2 separate regions of the Homo sapiens genome follow, and region 1 is linked to region 2. The links are chromatin contacts, found by Hi-C or POLR2A ChIA-PET in ENCODE. All regions are on one chromosome and are shown on one strand. Each heading gives the region's core, a stretch centred on a gene start or an enhancer-like site at or near the end of the contact. The rest is flanking DNA. Distances are from core to core; before and after follow the strand shown.

What was found. Hi-C counts contacts between places; a loop is a spot of excess contacts on that map. ChIA-PET counts read pairs that join two places held with the same protein, here RNA polymerase II (POLR2A). Pooled maps may share reads with other maps.
Region 1: a loop to region 2 is called in a map of naive thymus-derived CD4-positive, alpha-beta T cell, with 19 times the contacts of the local background. The contact joins the promoter of PRR11 here to the promoter of MRPS23 in region 2. A Hi-C loop is called at or near these places in 1 of 168 maps with a recorded cell type or tissue (naive thymus-derived CD4-positive, alpha-beta T cell) and 9 of 50 pooled maps. POLR2A ChIA-PET finds 5 or more read pairs at or near these places in 1 of 52 experiments (T-cell).

What each region holds. Positions count from the first base shown.
Region 1 is chr17:59,152,140-59,159,346 of GRCh38, reverse strand. It overlaps PRR11 (proline rich 11), which reads right to left and starts at 3,601. Exons shown (of 10, transcript NM_018304.4): 1 at 3,542-3,601. SKA2 (spindle and kinetochore associated complex subunit 2) reads left to right here and starts at 4,161. Exons shown (of 4, transcript NM_182620.4): 1 at 4,161-4,216. The coding sequence starts at 4,184. RefSeq lists enhancers at 1-1,115, 3,424-3,473, 4,134-4,373.
Region 2 is chr17:57,846,289-57,853,258 of GRCh38, reverse strand. MRPS23 (mitochondrial ribosomal protein S23) reads left to right here and starts at 3,215. Exons shown (of 5, transcript NM_016070.4): 1 at 3,215-3,292; 2 at 3,849-4,019. The coding sequence starts at 3,249. RefSeq lists enhancers at 2,720-3,229, 2,905-3,234, 6,420-6,970.

The sequences.
Region 1 (7,207 bases), core at 2,352-4,851, 1.3 Mb before region 2:
TGTATAGGTAGCTTGAGAAAATAACAACACTAGAAATGAGTGAAATTACCCAGAGAAATATGTGGAGTGAAAAGATCTATGAGCTGATTACCAAACTTTGAGAAACACCATGTATAAGGAGTGGGTAGAGAAAGAACTAGAAAAGGCATGGCCAGGAAGGTGAAAAGAATGCAGAGACAATGGAGCTCCTATTGGAGTAGAGGGTTATAAAAAAAGAGGGTGTGGGAGGCTGGGTGCGGTGGCTCACACCTGTAATCCCAGCACTTTGGGAGACTGAGGTGGGTGGATCACCTGAGGTCAGGAGTTCGAGACCAGCCTGACCAACAGGGTGAAACCCTGTCTCTACTGAAAATAGAAAAATTAGCCAGGTGTGGTGGAGTGTGCTGTAATCCCAGCTACGCGGGAGGCTGAGGCATTAGAATCACTTGAATCTAGGAGGTGGAGGTTGCAGTGAGCCAAGATCACGCCACTGCACTGGGTGCACACCACACCTGGGTGTGGGCCAATGTGAGTATGAATCAGAAATATTTCTCTGATTAATTTACCCTGTCTCTTCTCCTTACCATCCCCCTCCGTTCTGTCCTCTAACTTCAGTTGCCTTCACTTTTTTCATTTTTGTCTTTCACTATTGTCTATTTTCCTTTACTGTTTTTACTTAGAAAAATTTCAAGGCTCCAGGAAATAAAAAATTTACAATAGTATAATAAGCACTCATATACAGTTCACCTAGATTTACCAATTGTCAATTGCCGTCTTTGTACACACACTCTTTCTGTACGTATGTACAAATATATACATACATAAATTTTTTTAGTTTTGGATTGAATAGATTTAGTTGCAGACATCATGATACTTTACTCTTAGATACTTTAGCTTTTGTTTTCTAACATAAACATGGAAATTTTCCAACAAAACCACAATCAGTCAGGAAATTTAACCTTGTTATGAAATGATCTAATAAACAGCCCATATTCGGATTGCCCCAATTGTCTCAATATCCCTTATAGCTTCTCCCACCCTGGTTCCACATGCATTTAGCAGTAGTGTCTCTTTAGTACCCTTTAATTCATAACAATTCTCCAGCTTTTTTATTTATGTATTTGCTTCTTCATATTTATAATTTTGAAGAGTCCAAGTCAGTCGTTTTGGAGAATGTTTCTTAGTTTGGGTTTGCTGAGTGTTCCTTCAATGATTCTCCTGCCTTCAGTCTTTCTCCTTGCCAGTTCATTTTCCATACCAGAACTGATACTTTAAAACAAAATGAGATCTAGATATTCCCTTGCTTAAAAGTATTTGAAGGTTCCTTTACTCACAAAATTAAATTCCTTAGCATGCCTTTCAAAACTTTTCACAACTTAGCTCTAATGGCCCTTTGCCATAGTCTCTTCTAGTGACTAGCGGTTTGTACTTCCAGGTATACTAAACACCAAATACTTTCTGTTTCTTTCTATCAGCCTTTCCTTCTGTTTAGAGTATCCTCTTCCAAGTCAACTTATACCTAGCCTTCAAGATTCTGTTATTTTATCTTATAGATATTAGTTGAGTGCTTATAATCCACCAAGTACTATGCTAGGTGCTGGCATACAATCCTGAACAACACCAACATAGTCTTTGTCCTTCTAGAATTTTTTTTTTTTTGGGGGGGTGGACAGAGTCTCGCTCTGTCACCCGGGCTGGAGTGCAGTGGTGTGATCTCAGCTCAATGCCACCTCCACCTCCTGGGTTCAAGCGATTATCCTGCTTCAGCCTCTTGAGCACCTGGGATTATAGGGGCGTGCCACCACACCCGGATAATTTTTGTATTTTTAGTAGAGATGGGATTTTGCCATGTTGGCCAGGCTGGTCTTGAACTCCTTACCTCAAGTGATCCGCCCGCTTCATCCTCCCAGAGTGCTGGGATTACAGGTGTGAGGCACCATGCCCAGCCTCCTTACAGAATTTATACTGGCTGAAATGTCATCTCTTTTGCACTTCTATAGCACTTTATACACATCTTTATTATAAAATGTATTACATTTCATTGTAATTTTTGCTTGTATGTTTGTCATCCTGCTGGACTGTGAGCTTTTCAAGGGTGTGACAAATTTCATTCATCTTTGTTTTCCCAGCATCTAGAATACAGCAGGAGCTAAATAATGTTTCATTCAATAAAGAATGAAAAGAAGCATTCCTGCTAAGTGTTAGCTAGCAAGTGTTATTTTAGTTAAGGAATATATTCTAATATTGTCAAATTCTCTTGGTTAGGGAGGTTTTTACTTCTTCATATCATACCACATCTTCATATGGCTAAAAGATGGGTCTAAAGCTATTTTCCAATAGGAAGATGCAATAAATAATACAGTAAGAATTACAGTCTTTTGCAGGAGTTGGCGCTGCTGCTTCTGTGAAAACTCCACCCAATGATATGAAAAGTTCTTTGCGGCCGAGCGTGGTGGCTCACGCCTGTAATCCCAGCACTTTGGGAGGCTGAGGCTGGTGGATCACGAGGTCAGGAAATCGAGACCATCCTGGCCAAGAGGGTGAAACCCCGTCTCTACTAAAAATACAAAAATTAGCCGGGCGTGCTGGCGTGCGCCTGTACTCCCAGCTACTCAGGAGGCTGAGGTTGTAGTGGGCCGAGATTGTGCCACTGTACTCCAGCCTAGGCGACAGAGCGAGACTCCGTCACAAAAAAAGAAAAAAAAAAAAAAGAAAGAAAGAGAAGAAAAGTTCTTTGTTCTGGGGTACTTTCAAAGCTGTAGCAGCAACGGAAATGACTGTTGCATTTCATTGCCATCTTCCTAAAACACATTTTTATGGAAGTCTCTTGCGCTCCTCCACAAATAGCCTTCAATTACTTAATTTCCATTAGCAGTCCAATTGATTCTTCTTGAACACCCATAGCACTATTTCTGGGTACTTGCTTTTTTTAAATTTTATGTTTTATGCTTTTTTTTTTTTAAGCATTGCTGTTTTTGTTCTGTCTTGTTTTTCCAAAGAGACTGCAGCTCCCTAAAGTCTCATCCCGCACAGTATTAGGCACTCAGTAAACAGGACACGCATTTAAAATTGACACTCTAACAGCATGCCAGACAATATCGAGTAACATAGTAATATTCCCAGTCAAGAAATGTACCAACTTAAACTTTAATGTGCATAGAAATCACTCAGGGAAATCTTGTTAAAATGTATATTCTGATTTAGTAAATTTGGGTGGAGTCCGATAATTTGCATTTGTAACAAGCAAACAAGAGATGCGGATGCCGCTGATCTGTGGACTTGCATTGAGCAGCAAATATGTAAAGAAATGTTCAAAAGGAAGGCAGATGCTTTGCTCCAAAACGTATCTTGCGAAGTGTTAATTAAATAGAAGTATGGTTAAGATGAAGCCAGGCCGAGCACTTCTTCCCCAGCCCCAAACCTCCCCTTCCTCCTTTCCATTTCCCCTTCGTGTCCAGCCAAAGTCCCCACCTCCCTAAACCATAAAAACACAAGCAGCAACAGGCCCAGCTACTCAAGACGCGAGCTCAGATAACAAAGAAATAATCGTTCCTGCACTTACTAGTCTAAGAGCCGGGGGAGTCGATGGAGTCCGGGCTGTGGCCTCTCCCACGCCATAAAGAAAAATTCAAAATTAAATCCTTGTCAGGGAGAGGCCAATCGTAGACACGGTCTCTGCACGATTCGCTCTTCGGATGGTGTAGGAGCACAGCCCGGCTTGTGATTGGCTGAGATAGCACAGAGCTCCAGCCAATCAGAGCTGAGGCGCTTCTGGTATGAATAAGGAGAAGGCGGGAGAGAAGGGGAAGGAAAGCCGGAGGGGAAAGAAGGTGTGTTACGTCCCCTCTGCTGTCGGTGGAAGCTCTGGTGTGATTGGTTGGCTCTTCTTCCAATTGCACCAATCTCAAGCTCTTCTCTGCAGAGCCCTAACTACAAAATTGAAAGTAGAGAGGAGGGGGCAGCCAATGGAAAAAAAAATTTGCACAGCAGCCAATCCTCCTGCGGCGTTTTGTGCCTTTGCCCAACAGGAAAATGTGTCTCATGCAGAGGGGCGTTACCCAGTCTCCAATGGGCGGGAGCCGGTGGAACGGAGGAGCCAATGAGTGCGAGATGTTGAGTGACAGCTGTCCAATGGAGGCCCTCCGTGCTAGTACGGCTTGCGGCTTAAGCGCCGCCGCGGTCTGCGGAATGTCAACTATTCAACATGGAGGCGGAGGTCGATAAGCTGGAACTGATGGTGAGTGCAAAGTGAAGGAGATCTACTGGGTAGTTTATTTTTCCCCCATGGCCTCGGAGGTGGGGCACAATTTGGAGTCGCCGGAAACTCCGGGCGGCGGAGGCTGGACCAGAGTCGAGTTCCCTCCTCCTGCACCAAAGGGAGCCGCCACCGTCTGGTGTCTAAACCGCCTCGGGTAAGGGGTTACATCCGGGAAACTCGTCAGGGAAATGGCGGGAGATGCTGAGGGTGCGGGGCCTTTGGAATTCCTTGTTCCTTGCCCTCACCTTTACACCCCTTACGAAACTGCGCCGGGTGCAGACCGCATTCTGTGTTTGTACCAAAAAAGATGTGAATGGAACGGTCCCTAAGCGTCCCAAGAAGGGAGAGGTGGTTCACACTCCAAGAAAGGGGAACGGAGGGTGGGGTGGGGAATAAACTGACGGGGGCGAGGAGAAATCCCTGTAGGGCCAACCCGCTCACGTTCTAAAAGGCGGGCCGAGAAAGTCTGAGAAAGGATGCTAGACTTGTATGCACAACTTCCTAACGGCCAAGGAACCCGTTTCTGTTTGATCCGGAGGTGGCAAACCGTGGGTGAGGGAAGAGGTGTGAGCGAAGGGGATCGTAACCACGAGCTCCGCTCCCGGAGCGCGGGCGGGATTGAGACAGGAAAGGCATCCTGCTCTGGAGTTGTGCACTTTCATTCATCTGTGAAAGTAGAAAACGGGGGCGAAGAATTGGAAAGCACTCCCGTTGTTGCTGGCGTGTTTGGCCTGCTCGGGGGGCGCCCAGCTGGGGGGCTGTCCTAGTTTTCTTTAAGGATCCGTCCCTCACTTGTTCTCTTTATTCCCTCCCTCCCATCCTTAGATTACCAGCTTGATCGCCCGCGCTTTTTTCCTCTTAGTGTCCTTGTTCTGTCTTCAGCCCTTTTCGTTCAGCATTATCTTTTTTTTCTTTTCTTTTCTTTTTTTTTTTTTTTCCCAGGTTGGGCTGCTTTCCTTAAAAACCTGGACTTTGGAGGAAGCGCCTGCCACTGAGCTCCTGTCTTTTTTTGTTTGTTTGCTTGTCTGTTAAATACGATTGGCCGGGCGCGGTGGCTCACGCCTGTAATCCCGGCACTTTGGGAGGCCGAGGCGGGCGGATCAAGAGGTCAAGACATTGAGACTACCCTGGCCAACATGGTGAAACTCCGTCTATACTAAAAATAAAAAAATTAGCCGGGTGTGATGGCACGCGCCTGTAGTCCCAGCTACTCGGGAGGCTGAGGCAGGAGGATCGCTTCAACCTGGGAGACGGAGGTTGCAGTGAGCCGAGATCGCGTCACTGTACTCCGGCCTTGCGACAGAGACAACGTCTCAAAAAAAAAAAAGATTAAGTTTTAAAAAAGTAAAAGACTTCTTTCTTCGTTTGTAATCCGTCCCTCCTTCCCACGCCATTCCCTGGCATTACTGCTTAGGTATCCTTTGTGCCTGCCCTGCTTTCTTCAAGCTGAATCTTGGGTCTCTAACTTCTTCCTTGGAAAGGATGGGTGGTGATCCTGGAAGAAACCTCACCCACCCCCCATTCCCACCCCAGAAAAAGTGAGGCCTTGATATATCTTATTTTCTTCTGTTGTGCTAATGAATTGGAGTGCCTCTCATATACAAATTTAATTTGAAGGCTTTCAATTACTTTTAGCATTTTGTGTTTAAATTTTCTTTGTGCAGTGTGTGTGGGGTTGGAGAAGTGTAGGGAGAAATGGGAGGGAAGAAGGAAGAATTTCCTGCAGATTTTCAAACCTGTAATAATGAACTTTTAGTTTTAAGTTTTATTATCATTTAAAAAAAACAAAATGTTAAGCATTGTAATTTGATTCTGTCAACAGGCTTAAATGTTAAGACTATCTTGCCCTTCTCCCATTCTGAATTCCTCCCTACTGATATAGATATTTCTGCTTAAATTCATAATTCATTTCTGCTAAATGATGCTAATTCTGCTTTTAACAGGTTGTTTGCTTCTCAAATTGGCTGTTTCTAATTTTTAAACTTCGTCTGGCTTTTACAGTAGAGTCAGTATTCTCACAGGACTTCTTTAGATTGAACAAATTCTCTTTTAAGTGAACAATGATGAAGTAAACATTTTGAAAAAGTAGGTTTTAGAAAATTATAAGGTAGCCAGACATTTAAACTTTTAGGTATTGTTTGAATGATGGGGTAGTATTTAAATTCTTTTTGAAGACAGGAAAAAAAGAAATGAGGTTTTTTTCCTTTCTTACATCCTTGCAAGTAAATTAGTGGTAGCTTTTTTTTTTTTCCTTTCAGGTTATTAGTTTGTTTCCATAATTATTAGGGTTTAGAAATGAATTTTTATCATGGCTCTAATTATTACTGCTTTGTGTTGACTAGATAATAAAAGACAGTGCATCTCATCTTCAGATTTACCATGTGCTTCTAGAAAAAAATGTTATACTTGTGGACCAGTTTATTTTATAAGATTTTAAGAGTAAATGATTCCTGTGCTATCTTCTGATTTTTGGTTTTACATCAGTTAAATAAAGGATTTGTCAAGGTAAAAGGAAATGCATAATATTTAATTTGAAAAGAAAGTGTTTATCCTAATTTTGTTAATACCTTAAATTTTTTAAATATTTTTCTTGTTTGTAATAACTTCCAATTCAGAAAGTTAAACACTTATCTTTTAAACAGTTGTCTTTAAAACCTGAAACTTGGCTACCAGCGTTAAATATTCTAATATTTTAGTTATGTGGCCCAGGATTTGACACCAAGACACTTATATTTCAGCTGTCCTTTGTATGAGCCCATTTCCTTAGTAGGCTCAATCCGACTAAGTAGTTGAATTGGACCGTTTAAAGGGAGGTTGGTGAAAATAATGAAAATATATTTTTGCATCAATCAACATTACTAATGGGGGAATAAGCTTATTGTAGGGCAATCTTTGTTCTCTGACTTTTTCCCCTTCACTTAATGATGGGGTGGTATTTGTTTAGCTTTGTTCTTTCGTGGTACTACTAGT
Region 2 (6,970 bases), core at 1,966-4,465:
CTAAGACTCAGAATAGTCAGGTAGGTGTTTATATGCTTCTGGAACGAACGGATCATCTAACAAGAAAGTAAAACAGTAAGGCAATCTATGAAATATTATCAAAATGCTGCAGTCCAGGTGGCAATGGGTGGATGACACAGCACAACAGCAATCGTGTTGCTGTTACAGCCATCAGGCTTGTTGCTGCTCACAGGCACTCACTATGTCCCAGGTGCCGTGATTAGTGCTTTACATGAATGATCTCTTTTACTTTTGCAACAAGCCACGAAGATAGTTGACACTGCCATCCAGATTATTATTATTATTATTATTATTATTATTATTATTATTTGAGACAGGGTCTTGGCTCTGTTGACCAGGCTGGAGTGCAGTGGTGTGATCATGGCTCACTGCAGCCTTGAACTCCTGGGCTCAGGCCATCCTCCCACCTCAGTCCCCTGAGTAGCTGGGATTACAGGCATGCACCACCACACCTGGCTAATTTTGCCCAGGCTGGTTTTGATCTCCTGGCTTAAGCAATCCTCCCACACTGGCCTCCCAAAATGTTGGGATTACAAGCATGAGCCACTGAGCCCAGCTCCACATTTTAACAGTTGGAGAAACAGAGGCTCGAAAAGTTACATAACTTGCTCAGAGTGAAGCAATTAGTGGGCACGTCTACAATGAGACAGTGGGATTAATATGAGGCCGAGTGGTGTTGTAGGAACATGGCCTTTGGGAGTTTACAAGCACCACTTCCTTATCTGTAAGATTAGCAGGACATTACCTATGTCAGCAGGTGGTTGAACAACTGAATGAGACACTTGAGGTTCCTTGGTACCTCCCGCGGCACAGTGGTGCGTGGTGTAAGTGCCCCAGGCCCTCACAGCCTTGGGCGGCTGTGGTCCCCACTCAAGAAGACAGCCTCAAATGTCCATTCTGCCTGCCCCCTGCTGCCCGACAGCTTGCTCCTGTATTATGAATGAATGTTTCTTGGGTGTGTACTTCTTGTGTAGCCTCAGAAGGCTGTTATCCCCAAAGTACCCCCAAGTCTGCCCACCAATATTCTGCTCTCAGTCACAGAAGCAGGCTGGAAAGGGAAACTTCAAAGGCTTGGAAGAGGAAGGGACCACCCCAAGATTAGCGAGAACATTTCTGCCTTGCAGTTCTTCCCCTATTGAGGGTTTGCGTCTTTGGTTCCCCTCCTTGATCTTGGAATAAACCCTTTAACTCTTTAGCTGCAGTGACTGCACTAACCTACAGTAGCAGTTCCTGGTGGGAGAAGAGAAGTGTGCCTGTAATCTGGGCTGGCAGATAGTGCTTGCTGGCTGGGACAGAATTAGAAAGTTGTTATGAGGCCTGGGAAGACTATATTTAGCTGGGAGCATGTTTACTCTCCCCAGAGCAAGGTCTTTTAGACCTCCTGAGGGCTGGGATACTAGAGCCTTTACACCTGGCCTGGGGCCAGAGCTGTGCTCTCTCTTCTCTGTTCCAGAGGGTCTGGAGGCAGCAGTGAAATCCACCTCAGGTTAGCCCTGGGCCTCAAATCACTGGATCCCTGGCGTGCGTGTGTGTGTGTGTGTGTGTGTGTGTGTGTGTGTGTGTTGTGGGGGGGGCGGGTGGGGAGCGGCGTTCTGCTGGACTCTTGAGCCTACCAGCCTCGAGCTTTAGGCATAGCTTAGGCGGCATTGTGAGGCACTGGAAAGGGCCCTGGCTGCCCCACCCCCCCAAGGCTGGCTCTATCAGTTGCTTATCAGACAAGTTATGTAACTTCCTGAGGCCTTGCTTTCTCATCTATAATGAGGATGTTAATAGCTACCTTATGGGAAGGTATGTGGATTCAGTAAGATAACACACACAAGCAGTAACTACTCATCAAACAGTCCCGTCCTCCCCTTCACCAGCCTCAGAGTGGGAGGACTCTAGGATGACTTGACTAGGCTCCCAGGAGACATTGTGTGTGATTCAAAACATTCATTGGATTAAAAGTTCAAATATGAATACAATCTCTTTACAAGTCAAACTCTGAAGCATGTGTAAAGGAAGAAAAAATTCTCCCTTGCCTGCCTGCAGTTTCACTCCGAGATATCCAATGTTCACAGCCTTGGGTGTCCTTCTGCAGAATTTCTATCCTCAAACACAAACATATATAGAGGTGTTTCTTTTTCCTTTTTTTTTTCTAACACGTTGAGATTCCACTAAACATGTTTCTTTGCAACTTCGTTTTTCATTTAAACATAAGTCATGTACCTTAACCTTGGTAAATACATGTGGATCTAGCTCATTCATTTTAATAGCTGCATAGGGTTCCAAAGAAAGTATGAACAATAATTTTCCAGCTATTTCTCATCTGATGGATTTTTTTTCCCACTACAAACAATGCTGCAACGATGATCCTTGCACAAACATCCTCATGAATTGATGCTTTAATTTCTAAGGGGTTCTTTCCCCGAAATATGATTACTGGGTCAAAGGGTATGCTACACACAGTTTATATTTTTTTACAGTTTAACACTGAGAGATGACTTTCTCCAGATTTTTTCGTTTCCCTCTCGGCGTCTGTTTGTTCCGGACACTTTCACTTTTCGAGTTCCAAGGAGGAGGTAGCCCGCGACACCGGCCGCGGGAAACACGAGTTGCAGCCAGCATCCTAGTTAGCGTGGATGCAGGTGGCACTCCGGGGACGAGGGGCTTAGTGGGGAGCACTACACAGCCAGAGGCGGAGGCCCGAGATCTAGCACGACGCTGGGCAAGTGACGGCCCCTCCCCGGCCTTGGTTTTCTTCTGCGTAGTCTGTGACTCTAAACAACATTAGGCTCAGCCTGGGCCTAGAGCTGGTGACCTCAAATCTCGGCCTTTGTTGGCTCCCCTAGGACTGTAGGCTGCGCTTCACCCCTGCTCTGCCCCACTACTTCTCCTCCGCGCGGCCCCACCTTTTCAGAGGAGTTGGCTCAACAAGGCGAGAGAGAGTAAAGCAACCATCATGATGAATCCCTCCCACAGCTCGGTCATTTATTACTTCTGTCCGGCTTTGGCTCGCTCCTGCCCTTTTGGCTCGGCTATCGAGTGCTCCTGCCTGAACCTGGCAAGTAACCTCGGAGCGCGCCCGTTCGGCCTATCACTTGCTTCTGCCTGCGCCGCTCTCCCGCAGGGGCTGCGGTGAAAGCCCAGCGATCCTTGGCTCGGCCAGCAACTTATGCGCCCTTTACCTGGAGCAGCCGCTTCCGGTTCCGGTAGCAGCTAGTCACGCTCGGTACCAGGCGCAGATCATGGCAGGCAGCCGGCTGGAAACCGTAGGGAGCATCTTCTCTCGGTGTGTGCTCCCAGCCGTGGTGGGCTGAGGGTGCCTCCCCCAGGCTGGGGTTCTCAGCCGGTCACGCTCTTCCTTGGAGCGGACCTGAGCAGGGCGAGGCGTATTGCAGGGTGCGGGGGCTGAGCTGGGTGAGGCCCTCTCATGTTTTCTCCTGGCTCCGAATAGTTGTGCCTGAGGATGCCTCTCCTTGAATTTATGTGTCATGTTAAAGATTATTGCAGCTGCCTCTCCCCGAGTGGAGGTCTCTAGGAAGAGGAAGGGAGGAAGAGCCTGATGGGCCTTCCTTATCAGGTCATGCAAGACCGCTCTTTGCATTTTTCCGTGACCGAACGTGGGTGGGACGCACAAAAGAAGATAGAGGGATTTAACTCTCCTGAGCGTTGTTAAGTTTGGTTTGGGATGTGGACAGATCTTCTCTGTAGGTGGGGAGCAGTCCTTCCCCGTTCTGTGTTGCAGACCGCATAATACCTTTAATGTCCCAAACTGTGCTAGACTGATTCAGGGGCTTTGGCAGGCTACTGCAAGTGACCCAGTTTCGTTCTGTTCCCTCCCTAAGGACTCGGGACCTGGTTCGGGCCGGGGTGCTGAAGGAGAAGCCCCTGTGGTTTGACGTATATGACGCCTTTCCCCCGCTGAGGGAGCCCGTCTTCCAAAGGCCTCGAGTGCGATATGGCAAAGCCAAAGCTCCCATCCAAGACATCTGGTACCACGAGGATCGGATTAGAGCGTGAGTGCTCAGCCCTGTAGTGGACAGGAGGCAACAGAACTTCAGAAGGGAAGGTTTCGGTAGCAGTCTGGGAATTCAAACATGAAATTGAGTCAGGGGTTTGCCCTGTGGAGAAGGCTTATCTAGCCAAATTAGGGAGGCAGCACCCCTTCCTCATAGTGAAACTGAAGTTCTGAAAAGTGGAATCTGGAGCCCAGCAACCGAAAGATCATTGCAATTATAGCCGCATGTTTCTGGGCATCTGCTTTGGGCCAGGCACTGTACTAAGCTCTTTGCAAGCATTATCTCATTCTCTAAAGGCCTTACTCTAACTTGTAAGGAAGGCATTCTTGTTTCCATTTTATTCAAGGAGACTGCGAAGCTCAAGGAAATTAGCTAACTTCTTGTAATTACTAAATATATAGGAGGGTGGCAGATCTGGGAATCACATCTCTGACTCCAAGCTTATGGTGATCATTATGCCGGCCTTCTCCACGAGTGGAGATAGGAGGAACGTGGTCTGTGGATCTAGTAGTCCGGCTCTTTGAAGCCACTCAGATGAAAGGATGCTTGAAAGTCTAAGAGAGGCCGGGTGCGGTGGCTCACGCCTGTAATCCCAACACTTTGGGAGGCCAAGGCGGGCGGATCACCTGAAGTCAGGAGTTCGAGACCAGTCAGACCAACATGGTGAAACCCCGTCTCTACTAAAAATACAAAAATTAGCCGGGCATGGTGGTGGGTGCTTGTAGTCCCAGCTACTCGGAAGGCTGAGACAGGAGAATTGCTTGAACCTGGGAGGTGGAGGTTGCAGTGAGCCGAGATCCCACCACTGCACTCCAGCCTGGGCGACAGAGAGAGACAATCACTAGGAATTTGAAGGAAAATCATGTGTTCTTTATTTTTTTTTAGCATCCCTTTTCTCTTTTTTTTTCTTTTTCTTAAGCTCAGTGGCAAGAATACTTCCTCTTTTATTATAAAAGCAACACATGCTACTTGTAGAAAATTTAGATACACAAAGAAAGCATAAAAAGAAATCACAGGCTGGATGTGGTGGCTTGTGCCTGTAATCCTAGTGCTTTGGGAGGCATAAGGGAGGATAGCTTGTGCCCAGGAGTTTGAGACCACCCTGGGCAACATAGCAGGACTTGTCTCTACCAAAAAAAAAGTAGTTGTCTTAGTTTACACTCTGATTAGCAGTTTCTGAGAGTTCTTACTTTATCCTTGTCAGTATTGATAATGATTATTTAAGAATTTTTTTTTTCTGGGCCAGGCACGGTGGCCCACGCCTGTAATCCTGGCACTTTGGGAGGCTGAGGTGGGCAGATTGCCTGAGCTCAGGAGTTCGAGACCACCTTGGGCAATATGGTGAAACCCTGTCTTGACTAAAATACCAAAAATTAGCCGGGCTTGGTGGTGGGCACCTGTAGTCCCAGCTACTTTGGATGCTGAGGTGGGAGAATCGCTTGAAACTAGAAGGTGGAGGTTGCAGTGAGCTGAGAGTGCACCACTGCACTCCAGCCTGGGCAACAGAGGGAGACCCTGTCTCCAAAAAAAAAAAAAGTTTTGTTTTTTTCTGATCTAAGTATTTTTTTTTTTTTCGAGATGGAGTCTCACTCTGTCTCCCAGGCTGGAGTGCAGTGGCGCAATCTCGGCTCACTGCAAACTCTGCCTTCCGGGTTCATGCCATTCTCCTGCCTCAGCCTCCTGAGTAGCTGGGACTACAGGCGCCCACCACCACAGCTGGCTAATTTTTTGTATTTTTAGTAGAGACAGGGTTTCACCGTGTTAGCCAGGATGGTCTCAATCTCCTGACCTCGTGATCCGCCTGCCTCGGCCTCCCAAAGTGCTGGGATTACAGGCGTGAGCCACCGCGCCCGGCCTCTTTATTCTCTTTTTTTCCAAAACTTAAATAGTCACAGAAAATGTGCTCCTAATGGTTGCCTAGGAACATTCTTTTTTTTTTTTTTTGAGATGGAGTCTCGCTCTGCCACCCAGGCTGGAGTGCAGTGGTGTAATTTCAGCCCCATGCAACCTCCACCTCCCGGGTTCAAGCTGTTCTCCTGCCTCAGCCTCTTGAGTAGCTGGGATTACAGGCTCACGCCACCATGCCTGGCTAATTTGTATTTTTAGTAGAGATGGGGTTTCACCATGTTGGTCAGGCTGGTCTCAAACTCCTGACCTCGTGATCCGCCCGCCTTGCCTCCCAAAGTGTTGGGATTACAGGTGTGAGCCACCGTGCCCGGCCTCCTAGCAACATTCTTAAAAATATCTTTAAAGTTCTCTATTTTTTCTTTTTTTTATTTTTTATTTTTAATTTATTTTTATTATTTTTTATTTTTTATAGTATTTATTGATCATTCTTGGGTGTTTCTCGGAGAGGGGGATTTGGCAGGGTCATAGGACAATAGTGGAGGGAAGGTCAGCAGATAAACATGTGAACAAGGGTGTCTGGTTTTCCTAGGCAGAGGTCCCTGCGTTCTTCCGCAGTGTTTGTGTTCCTGGGTACTTGAGATTAGGGAGTGGTGATGACTCTTAACGAGCATGCTGCCTTCAAGCATCTGTTTAACAAAGCACATCTTGCACCGCCCTTAATCCATTTAACCCTGAGTGGACACAGCACATGTTTCAGAGAGCAGGGGGTTGGGGGTAAGGTTATAGATTAACAGCATCCCAAGGCAGAAGAATTTTTCTTAGTACAGAACAAAATGGAGTCTCCCATGTCTACCTCTTTCCACACAGACACAGTAACAATCTGATCTCTCTTTCTTTTCCCCACATTTCCCCCTTTTCTATTCGACAAAACCCCCATCGTCATCATGGCCCGTTCTCAATGAGCTGTTGGGTACTCCTCCCAGATGGGGTGGCGGCCGGGCAGAGGGGCTCCTCACTTCCCAGACGGGGCGGCCGGGCAGAGGTGCCCCCCACCTCCCGGACGGGGCAGTGGCCGGGCGGGGGTGCCCCCCACCTCCCTC